Regions from separate parts of the Homo sapiens genome. Here region 1 is linked to region 2. A link is a loop called in an ENCODE intact Hi-C map of the cell type or tissue named here. Cell type or tissue: ascending aorta. All regions are shown on one strand.

What was found. Peaks named below come from ENCODE experiments on the same cell type or tissue, not always from the same donor. Only the 100,000 strongest peaks of a DNase experiment are listed, where the experiment ranks them.
Region 1: it touches region 2 in a loop (2.9-fold over the local background); 40 of 110 quality-filtered maps call a loop at or near these places.

What each region holds. Positions count from the first base shown.
Region 1 is chr3:17,030,179-17,035,178 of GRCh38, reverse strand. All of the region lies in intron 3 of PLCL2 (phospholipase C like 2), which reads right to left. Among named protein-coding and RNA genes, the nearest start is that of PLCL2-AS1, 22 kb to the left of the region's middle. In ascending aorta, a CTCF peak has its summit at 2,561; no DNase peak of the experiment used is centred here.
Region 2 is chr3:17,231,005-17,236,004 of GRCh38, reverse strand. It overlaps TBC1D5 (TBC1 domain family member 5), which reads left to right. Exons shown (of 23, transcript NM_001349074.2): 18 at 2,255-2,320. Among named protein-coding and RNA genes, the nearest start is that of PLCL2-AS1, 180 kb to the right of the region's middle. RefSeq lists enhancers at 2,261-2,330, 3,330-3,399, 3,774-4,068. In ascending aorta, a CTCF peak has its summit at 2,447; no DNase peak of the experiment used is centred here.

The DNA.
Region 1 (5,000 bases), 200 kb after region 2:
TCGAGTACAACCGGAAATTATGTGACAGCTTGCTTCTGGCACTGGATAATTGAAAATTTTCTCCACAGAGGTAGTGGCTGAGATGAAAGAATGTCTACATTTCTGAGGGAGAAATTTTAAAGATGAATGAATGTTGCATGATGCTCCAGAATCACTGGAATAAGCAGAGAGAATAATAACTAGTATGACAGGTGCAAGAGTGGTCCGAGGGCAGGAAAAGAACAAGGATGCTAAACATTTACAGGCGTGTACAGAGAGAGGTGCTGGGAGAGTGAGTCCACAGTATTGGAAGCTGCGGATCTGGTCATTTGGTGATCTTGAGTAACTGTGGAGAATATACAGTAAGTCTTCTCTTAACATGGACAGCTTCTTGGAAACTGCGACTTTCAGTGAACAAGGTACAATGAAACCAATTTTACCCTAGGCTAACTGATATAAACAAGGGTTAAGTTTCCACAGCGTATTTCTGGTCACAAAAACGTCATCAAACTTCTCAATAAAGATCAAAACACTTCTAATTTTAAATGCTGAAATAAATGTGAACTATACATACATTTAAGAAAGATTAATGAAAACAAGTAAGATCATTATTTACTCAATTTGTGGTGAATTCGTGACAGTAGTCATAGTGGTGGTGTATTAAATCAACAAATGTTTGCAAAATGAAAATTTTCAGAGGAACCTCCTACTACCACACAGCTCAAAAACAGTTAACAAATATTGCCGTGCATTTGGATGAATGTCAAATACCTGATAATTTTTTTTATTTCCCAATAACTTATATTCATTCATTCATTTATTTATTCATTTTCCAACCCACTTATTCCAATCCACTTATCAAAGGTGGCCAGAGCCTATCCCAGCAGGTCAGGGTAAAAGGGGGAACCCACCCTGGACAGGATGCCATCCCATCGCAGGGCACACTCACACACACATCCACACTCACTCACACTGAAACCCTGAAGATTGTCCAACTCATCTGAAGCTCACATCTTTGCTATGTGGGAGGAAACTGGTGTACCTGGTGTACCTGGAGGAAACCTACACAGATGTGGGGAGAACCTGCAAACTCCATACAAGTGGCCCCAGCTGGGAATCAATTATTTTTTCCTCTTCAGTGTTATAATGAAATGATGCTGAACAAAATGACATTATTCAAGGATCGGCTGTAACTGCAGTATGACAGTTCTGCAATCCTAAAACTCACCTCACTATACAAAATTGTGCAATAAAAACCACAGGGCTTATAAGGAAAGTGGGTTAGGGGCACAACACTAAAAAATTTTGCAGTGACACATAAAAAAAGACATCAAATAAAAACAATATCACAGTTCTGCATATGTTAAATGGTTAAAGAATGAAAAAATACTACAATAAACATGGCACTTAACCTTGAAAAAGACCTGAAGGTTGCTGGTGGAAGTGGGTGTTGGAGGAGTTGCAGCTTGTGAGTCACTGTGAAGTGGTGGAAGGAGGGTGATCTGAAATCTAACGGAAAATTGTAACACAAGATGTAGAGGGTGTAGCTCATAACACATTTTGTGAATTGAAGAATATGGTGGATGTTTGAGGGGTGTGTGTGTAATTTCAGTTCACACAAACTTGTGCACACGCAAATGCAAAATTTTTGGTATGCTCAAATTGTTACCTAACATATAAACTGCATTCAAGCAAGTTTGAATTTTCAAAACAAGTATTTGTAGTAGAACTTACTATAGAAGGGAGAATACTTCAAAATATTTCCAAAAAATTTGTTTACAAAATTCTTCTATGGAATTTTATTTGAAGTCTAAGTTAAATTCTCAGTTTCTGCCACGTTCAAAGCATGGTTTTGGCGTCATATAAGTCTGCCTGAACACTGTATTCAACTATTTTAATGATCATTTCTTGCCAGAGAACAGATGCCAAATGCTATATAAATCTGGAATGAATTATGAATTAAGAGTGACCCAGGGTCCACATGTAGGAAGCTAGCTATTCTCAACTTTTTCCAATATACTCTAACTTTTCATAAAGCTCACTTCAGAGCTAGGGTAGTACCTAAGGGATCAATGTGTCTTTCCTGTTACATAACTTTTATCTAAACCCTGATACGGTCTGAACCTCTTATGTACTACATTTCAGATAAAATCCTATAAAATAACATCCCATCTTATCTGTAGGTAGCTAGTTGAATTTTCAAATTATAAAAAGCCTCCTCTAACACAATCAATGTCTCTATCACTTCTCAGCCTAAATTAATATATAATCATATTCACACACTTAGAAGCGGGCCATATTTCACAGGTTAAACTTTAAGTGCAGTTTCTGAATGTAATCACCATACAAACATAAGATACAGGCATATGCTTATCATATACAAGTGTAATATGGGTGTCTCCTGCATTCACTCAATAACCATTTGGATACAGCATAACATTCATGAAATAAATAGTATCATGTAGTCAAAAGAACCAGTTTATTGCCTTTGGTTCCTACTTTCCACAGGTGCTGTGTGTCCAATGCGCACTGCATGGACCTACTGTTTACAGTTGTGGGTATTTCTGAGAGGCACTTCCCACATTAGCCACTAGAAGTCCTTAGTAATACACATTTGTTAGGCTGGGAGGAGAGGAAAAAGGAGCAAAGATAAGGAAAAACAGCACAAAGAGGATAGTGGGCAAAAAATAAAAAAGCACATCTACAGGATTAAAAGAAAAAAAATCGACAAAATCACAGAGGCAGAGCTTAGGGGAATCAAAACAATGAATGCACTAGGGTGGTTTATGTCACCAAAAACTGTGCTTTTAAACCAGGTAAGAAATTTTTATTTTTATGCAGACAAGTGAGTGAGCCATAAAGTCACAACCAAACTTAGATTTAAAAGGCATTCACTACTATTTCTAGATTGAGATTTAGCATTTCCAGAAGTCTCCATGTGGTCCCCAATACATTTAAATAGACCAGAGGCAATAGTTTGAAAAGGTCGCTGGAGGGGTTCCAGTTGTACCAAAAGATTGGTTATGAAGTCAATGAATATACGTTAAATACTTATCCTACTCTAAATTTTTGGAAAATATTTAAAATTTCTAAACCTCAAATTTTAGTTTTTAACCAAAACTTTAAGTTAAGAAATATAAGTTATTTAATCTTATTTCACGAAATAAACAGAATTTCAAAAAATGGAAGGAGTTTTGAATTTGATCTTGTAGTTTCTGGTCCTGAACAATTTGATATTCATAGGAAAAGCAAAAAAAAAAAAAAAAAAAAGGTGAAAATTGAGCAACAAAACAGAACCTAAACTACCCTGCAAAGGAACTCTGCTGCAATTATAAAACTATCCAGAAAAGCTATATAATAATTTCTGCCAGTTTATGTGGTAATTTATTATGCTATGCTTTTCTATATGAAGAGCATGCACATGCATTTAAATGATAATAATCCTTTTACTTCTCTAGTTTATTATCAACCTTACATGACCAGAAGTCTTGTTAGGGGAGAACTTGGTATGCTATACATCATTTTGTACATGATTACTGTGGGAAACCTTATACAATAGTCTCACATTAAACAATCTACTTTACAGCACATGATAAATTGCTTTGCACCATGGTCACCTCAAGGATGTACACATACACAAACCCCATCCTCTCCCAGCCACTTTTCAGCTTTTCTAAGCTACATTAATGATATGTTTACACGACATCCTTATCCCATCCCAGACAGCATGAAATTTATGTGTGCCTTGTGCTCAAGTATTCTCTGCAGACATGAAAGGAGGAAGGGATGTGGGTAGGTGAAGGGATTTAGCAACTTAGAAGGAACTTTCAACAGGTACTGTGAGCAGCCAGGTGCAGTCCAGTGAGGATGTAGTCCACAGCCACTTTGCTGGCTTACTCTCTAGTAAGTGCCTGGAAAGAGGGCCTATGGCCTCACTGTCTCTCCCTTGGTCTTGGAAACATTAAAGATAGTGAGTTCAGACGCTACATCCTGAATGGAGGGTAGTGTCTCCAAAAAACTGATGAGAATGGTTCAAAACCTGCTCTGAATCATTCCCGTGGGAGGACAGGGGAACTTGAGCTGGTTAAACCCAATTATTCAGTGAGCAAGCTACTTCTGAAGAGTACATTAGGAACTTCTGGATGCTACGTTAACTCTTTCAAGTCACTAAGGACCCTTTAGTTCTGACATGCTCATTTAAAACTATTACTAAATTAATTAAATTTAAAAGGATACAATTTGAATTAAACATAGTACCACTTTTATTACTGCCTATTTACATCAAGTCTTTTCTCCAAGGGGATGAAGGTGATTTAGAAACTCCTAATTAACAGAAGGTAATTTAATCATAGTCTTACTGTAAAGTATCATTAGTTTCTCTCAAGTCTGTGATAACTAAGTATAGACGTTCGTTGAAAGAGGAAAGCAATTGAAGACTTCTCTGTAATGAAAAGCAATACTTTTTTTAAACACAGCAGAGTGTCCACAGTTCTCCAGGAATAACAGAGCTGGAAGAATGCATCTGAGCAGCTACTAGAGTATTTACTGTATAAACCCAGGTGTGGCGTTCTTCCTGATGTTGACCACATAACTCACATGTTCTGGTATCTTCCCCTTTCAGAGCAGAGAGACAACTTGCTTAGCAAGATGATGGGAGAACTTACCTTTTGCTTTTCATTTTGAACTTTAAACCTGACTTTATGAAATGGAGTAATCATGCTCTGTATAAATAACAAAGTGGGGCATGACAAATGCTGCTCTGGAATATGGAGTGATGTTAAAATAAACTCACACAAAGGTCTTCAAGCTTCAGGAGCTATATGCAACCAGCCTTTGAAAACTAATAATGACAATCATAATGACAATGATTTATTGAGTATTTATTATGTTCTAGGCTATTTACAGGTACATAGTCTTATAATCCTTTGAGGTTGTGATCTAATGCCCATTGTAGAGTTTAAAAAATAGGTTTGGGCTGGGCACAGTGGCTCACACCTGTAATCCCAGCACTTTAGGAGGTT
Region 2 (5,000 bases):
CTGATCCCTGTGCTGAAAGGAAGTAGCCTTGTTTGGCAACCCTTCTATATTTGTACTTGTGTTTTGTTCTTCTCATGTCAATCTACCAAAAAAAAAAAACAAAAATTTGTTTACCTTCAGATTAATGATAAATGTTCCTGCTAATGCTCCTTCCCTCACAAAGGTATGGATAAAACAAAAGGCAAAGAGAACGGTTTGTGGAAGTAGACGATAGAAGATAGTGTAGTTTGCTGCTCTTCTCTATTCATCCATTGATGAGCCCTAAGCAACACCCTGAAGCTCTCTGACCCTCTTCTTTCCTCACCCTGAAATAAGAGATTTGGGCTAATCCCTGGAGAGTCTCCCACCTCTAAAAATCTATGGTTGTTTTGGTAGAATATGTATTAACTCTACAGTGAAAAATACTTCTCCAACATTGGTTCTTTATGCTGGTATTTCCCACATGTATCCTGCTGTGCTGTCACACTGAAAGCTGCAAGCATATCACCTGGTCCCATAGATCAGTGAACACAATATTCAGCCTGTCAGGAGGCTTGTGTTGTGAAGTGATTTCTCTCTCAGAACAGAGTCATCTACTTAGTGCCTTTGAGGAAAGATAATGTAATAGTCTTTTTAGTGTACTCTGCTGGAAAATTTGAAAGTTATGTTGAAAAATGGTTGTTTATAAAGATGAAACTGTTTATGGTTTTCATAATCAGTTAACTTTCAATTACTTGTGCTTGTATGCTTAGATAGGGGGACAGTTGTGTTTGTAATCCAAACTCACATGTGTTGCTTGAAGTACATTCTGTAGTTTGTCTTTGTGTTGGGGTAGGATAGTGAAGGAGCAGCCCAGATGTTCCCTGTAATTGTTTTGGTGATATTTAATGTTAAAATGAGTTGTCAGTCTCTATACATTAATAAGTGATCTAGAAGCAGCAGAGTAAAACAGGTAGCAGGCACAGAATTGAAAATCTCCTTCAAAGATACAGAAAGTAGGCACGCCATTATCAGTGAATTTAGAGTACATATACTATGAAAATCTGGGGCCCATTTCCACTAAAAGCTGTTTATCACTTGTTTGTGGTATGTTCCTATTTATAGATTTTATTTCAATTATAGGAGACTAAATGTGTGTACTGTTAATTGATGATGATGGTATAATTACAACTTAACAGTTTCCGGATTAGCTGGCCATGCTGTAAGTCATAGTGGTCAGAACACTGAGGATATGTCATTTAACTCAAAAGTTGATTTTTTTTACTACTGTATATATTATATAAAAGCTCAAGGGGAAACAAGTCAATTAATCATAAATGATCATGCATAGAAAATATGATGCTTTTTTAAAATGCTTTTTTCTTTAGCCTGTTAGTCTGAAAATAGCATAGGCCTTCAGATGGTGATATATCCAGAGAATGATTCTGTTGACAGTGACTGTGCTTAGTGTTGAACTTTGTCATCCAGGAAGGAAATCAAAGAACCAAAAAGTCTTCCTTCCAAATGTTAGTGCACCTCAGGTTCTTCATGAGATTTCCTGTTATGCTCCTTTTCCTTTCTTATGTTCTTAAAATGCACTTGGTTTTTTTTTTTTCCTGTTTCCTTTGTCTATATTTTAAATTGCTTTTTTAATTTGAACATGTCATTATTTTAAGCACTTACTATAAGTCCAATTTGTAAATGAAATCTTGCCTACAATAAGTATATCAAGTGAAGGGTATGCAGTTCACAGGTTTATTTTTACATGTTGACATTTATAAGTACATGTGGTAACTTAAATCTTTTCATTACTTAATGTGAAATTAGAACTTATTGAGGACTTTATCTTATCACTGAAGAAGTTGGTTTCAAGTTAGTTAAAAATAAATTTTGTCTGATATAGGAGGAAATCAATTTCAAAAGAATGCCTATTTTTAAATAAATGACATATAACTTACTTTTGGATGAAAGGGAAAATATAAAATCACACTAATATTTGTAGCATCATGAAATATGCTCAGCAAAATCTTTTGATTGCTGAAGTTTCCTATACTCTAGTTGAAACTTGTTTGTGTTTTCTTTAAGAAAAACAAACACAAAACATTTCTAGAAAACATGCTCTTAAAGATTATTTTCTTTGAAAATATTTTATATTTTTCTAAGCTTGTGCATTATTTTCTTTTGTACTATATTTTTAGTAATTTGATTAAAGTATTAGAACATTCAGTATAAAAGAAAAGTGAAGTTGATTATTTCCTTTTTATGAAATCTAATTATTTTTTCTTATGAAATCCAGGCGATGTAGTTACAGGAAGCGATGCTCAGGTTTCTGTTCCTGTCCAGACTCTAACTGACCTCCAAGGTACAGTTACCATAACAACATAGTGTTTCTTTTTCTTTGCCTACAGTATTATCATTGCCTACTCCAAAACTCCATTTTTCTTTTTGCCCACCCTCCATTCATACTGTTTTCAATTCACTACCATTGTTCAGCCACTGAGTGGCACTATTGTTAAGAACAAAAGTCCCCTCTCATGTCATACCTTGGTGATGCCGAATATGGCTGTGATGTGGGTTTTCTATTAGGTGTGCACAAGCCTCTTTGCAAAATATGATTCACCCTGTATTTTGTGGTTATTATAACATAGTATACTTTGTGTGCCAGCTCACACTGAGGTGTTCTTTTTGTTACACTGGTGCTCTGTGACAGTATTTGACCAATTAGTTCTGAAAATAGACATCTTATGTGCTACGATTAGCCAGAAATACTTACATTTTGCCTGAAATAATTACAACCTGATTTTGAAATGTTTTTAAGTATTGCCTTTGAATTACGCATTATGTTAACACAATTAAAGTACAGTGTAGCAAATCTTCATTTATGGTAACTGGCAATGGTTTTAAAAAAAGAATGTTTAAATATCATATCCATTTGTTCAAAATATAGAAAATATAGTTTTTAAATAAATACAAAAAGTGATCATCTACCTCCTATGCAATTTTAAAACATATAAATACTTAAAGTGGCTGCATTAATCTTTTATTATGCAGTCTTTTAGATGAAATATGCGATAGAGAGGATTTCTGTGTTAAATGGAAGCCTAGAGTAACTTTAAGAATCTTCTATTCAAATTCAGACTAAAATGATAGCAGTATTAATTAAAATCCATACCATGTTTTTCTTAATTTAAAATACCACATAATATAGTGATGCTAGTAGTATTAAAATACTGTTTTAATAATGATATGTCCTCATATTATCCATTTTTTTAGGGGGGGTGGAACAGAAAAGAATGGGTTGTGATTAAGAGATTGATGTATTGGGTTAACTTAAAAAACAAAAACCCACCACATTGTGGCAATAGAGGAGTAAGCTTTCACTTCTATATATAGTTCTGTGTCTCACAGGTATAGTTTCTGGAGGTATTCTGGTAATTGAACCAGATGAACTTCAAGGGCTTTTCTAGCTCAGGGATTCCATGAAGAGCTGTTCACTCTTGCTGTCTGTTAAATGATCTACATAATAGAAGGGTATAATAGCATGGACAAGAGGAAAGGCAGATAATGTCTACATGATTTCTCTTTAGCTTTGCACTGAGATGAATGTTAATGTGATCATCTGATATGGAGAGAATTTACAAGACTTAAATTTGTTTTCTAAAATTAAATTCTGAGCCCCACAGACAACTTTTTAACATGTGTGTTGTTGTCCCAACATTAATTGCTACAGAGTAGATCTTTGGCTTCTCTGCAAGACATAGGATATGGAGCCCAATTTATACCTATGGAAAGAAAAGCTAAGAGTTGGCTTGCTTATTCTGACTTCTGCTTCTATGCTATTAATAAATCCAGTTTTTTTCCTACAAACCAGAGCCACAGGAGTAACGTAACTGTTTAACTAGAACTTCAAAGAGGGAGGTTATATTGTTTTGTTCAAATACCTCGTGTTATATAAGTAGAATTATCTCATTTGTTTATTCAACAAGTATTTATTGAGTGCCTGCTGCTGTGTCAAGCTCTGTTTTCACTGGTCCCTTGGCTTTCCTTACAGCTTTACCTGGTTGGTTGGGCATTACCTTTGCTTTAGGTGACCCAGTTAAGCCTACATAGTCGGGAACCAGCTCTTTTACTAGATACCCTATTCAGAATCACCTCTGCCTCCCATACCCTAGCAGAGATTGTATCAGTCTGATAAGGAAAGTTCCAGCTACTTTAATAGATGTGAATCACAAATAAACAGCTTTTAGTCTGTGGTGATGATTTTGACAATGATAGACAATGAGAGTACACCTACCTGATTTGGGGAAGTCACTTTTTGTCTTCCTCAACATATTCCCTGAAGAGTACCAAGAAGCAAGGGGAAGTAGAAGTAAACCAAAATAGTGGTAGCAGAAAAAAAAATTCTATCTATGCTTAATATAATCAGTGTCAAGGAATTAAACTACTTAGATTTTCCCAAGTGTCTTTTTTCAAAGCAATGAAGTAAATTTCAAGAAATAAAGTAAGTATCAATACTTTTGATGATTCCTTGATTATAGATAGTCTTTTTTTAATGAAATTTTATGTCTGTATCTTTGACTTTTAACACAGCAGTTATATGGGCTTTTATTTTTAAGAAAAAACCTGAATATAAGGTGAGATTCCATAATTTAGATCAATAAGTAATTTTTAGAGAATTATTCAAAAATTTCATTTTATATCTTGCAGTGTAGGTTGCAATCACACACCAAAAAAAAGCCACAGCAGACTTTGTTTATCAAAGACTTAACTCAGTGAGGTTCTTCAAAATTAGTTTTAGAAATTGCATACTTACCCCCGGAAACCTTTGTCAAGAGATATTTATGAATTTATTCACAAATCAAAAAGCTTTAAACACAGGTACACACACAAGACATATGTTATTTTTAAAGAGAATCTGGAATTTGTAACAACAGAAGTACAGTCAGCCCCCTGTATCCATGGGTTTCACATCTCTGGATTCAGCCAACTACAGGTCAAAAATATTCAGAAAAAAAATGAGTCTCTACTGAACATGTACAGAC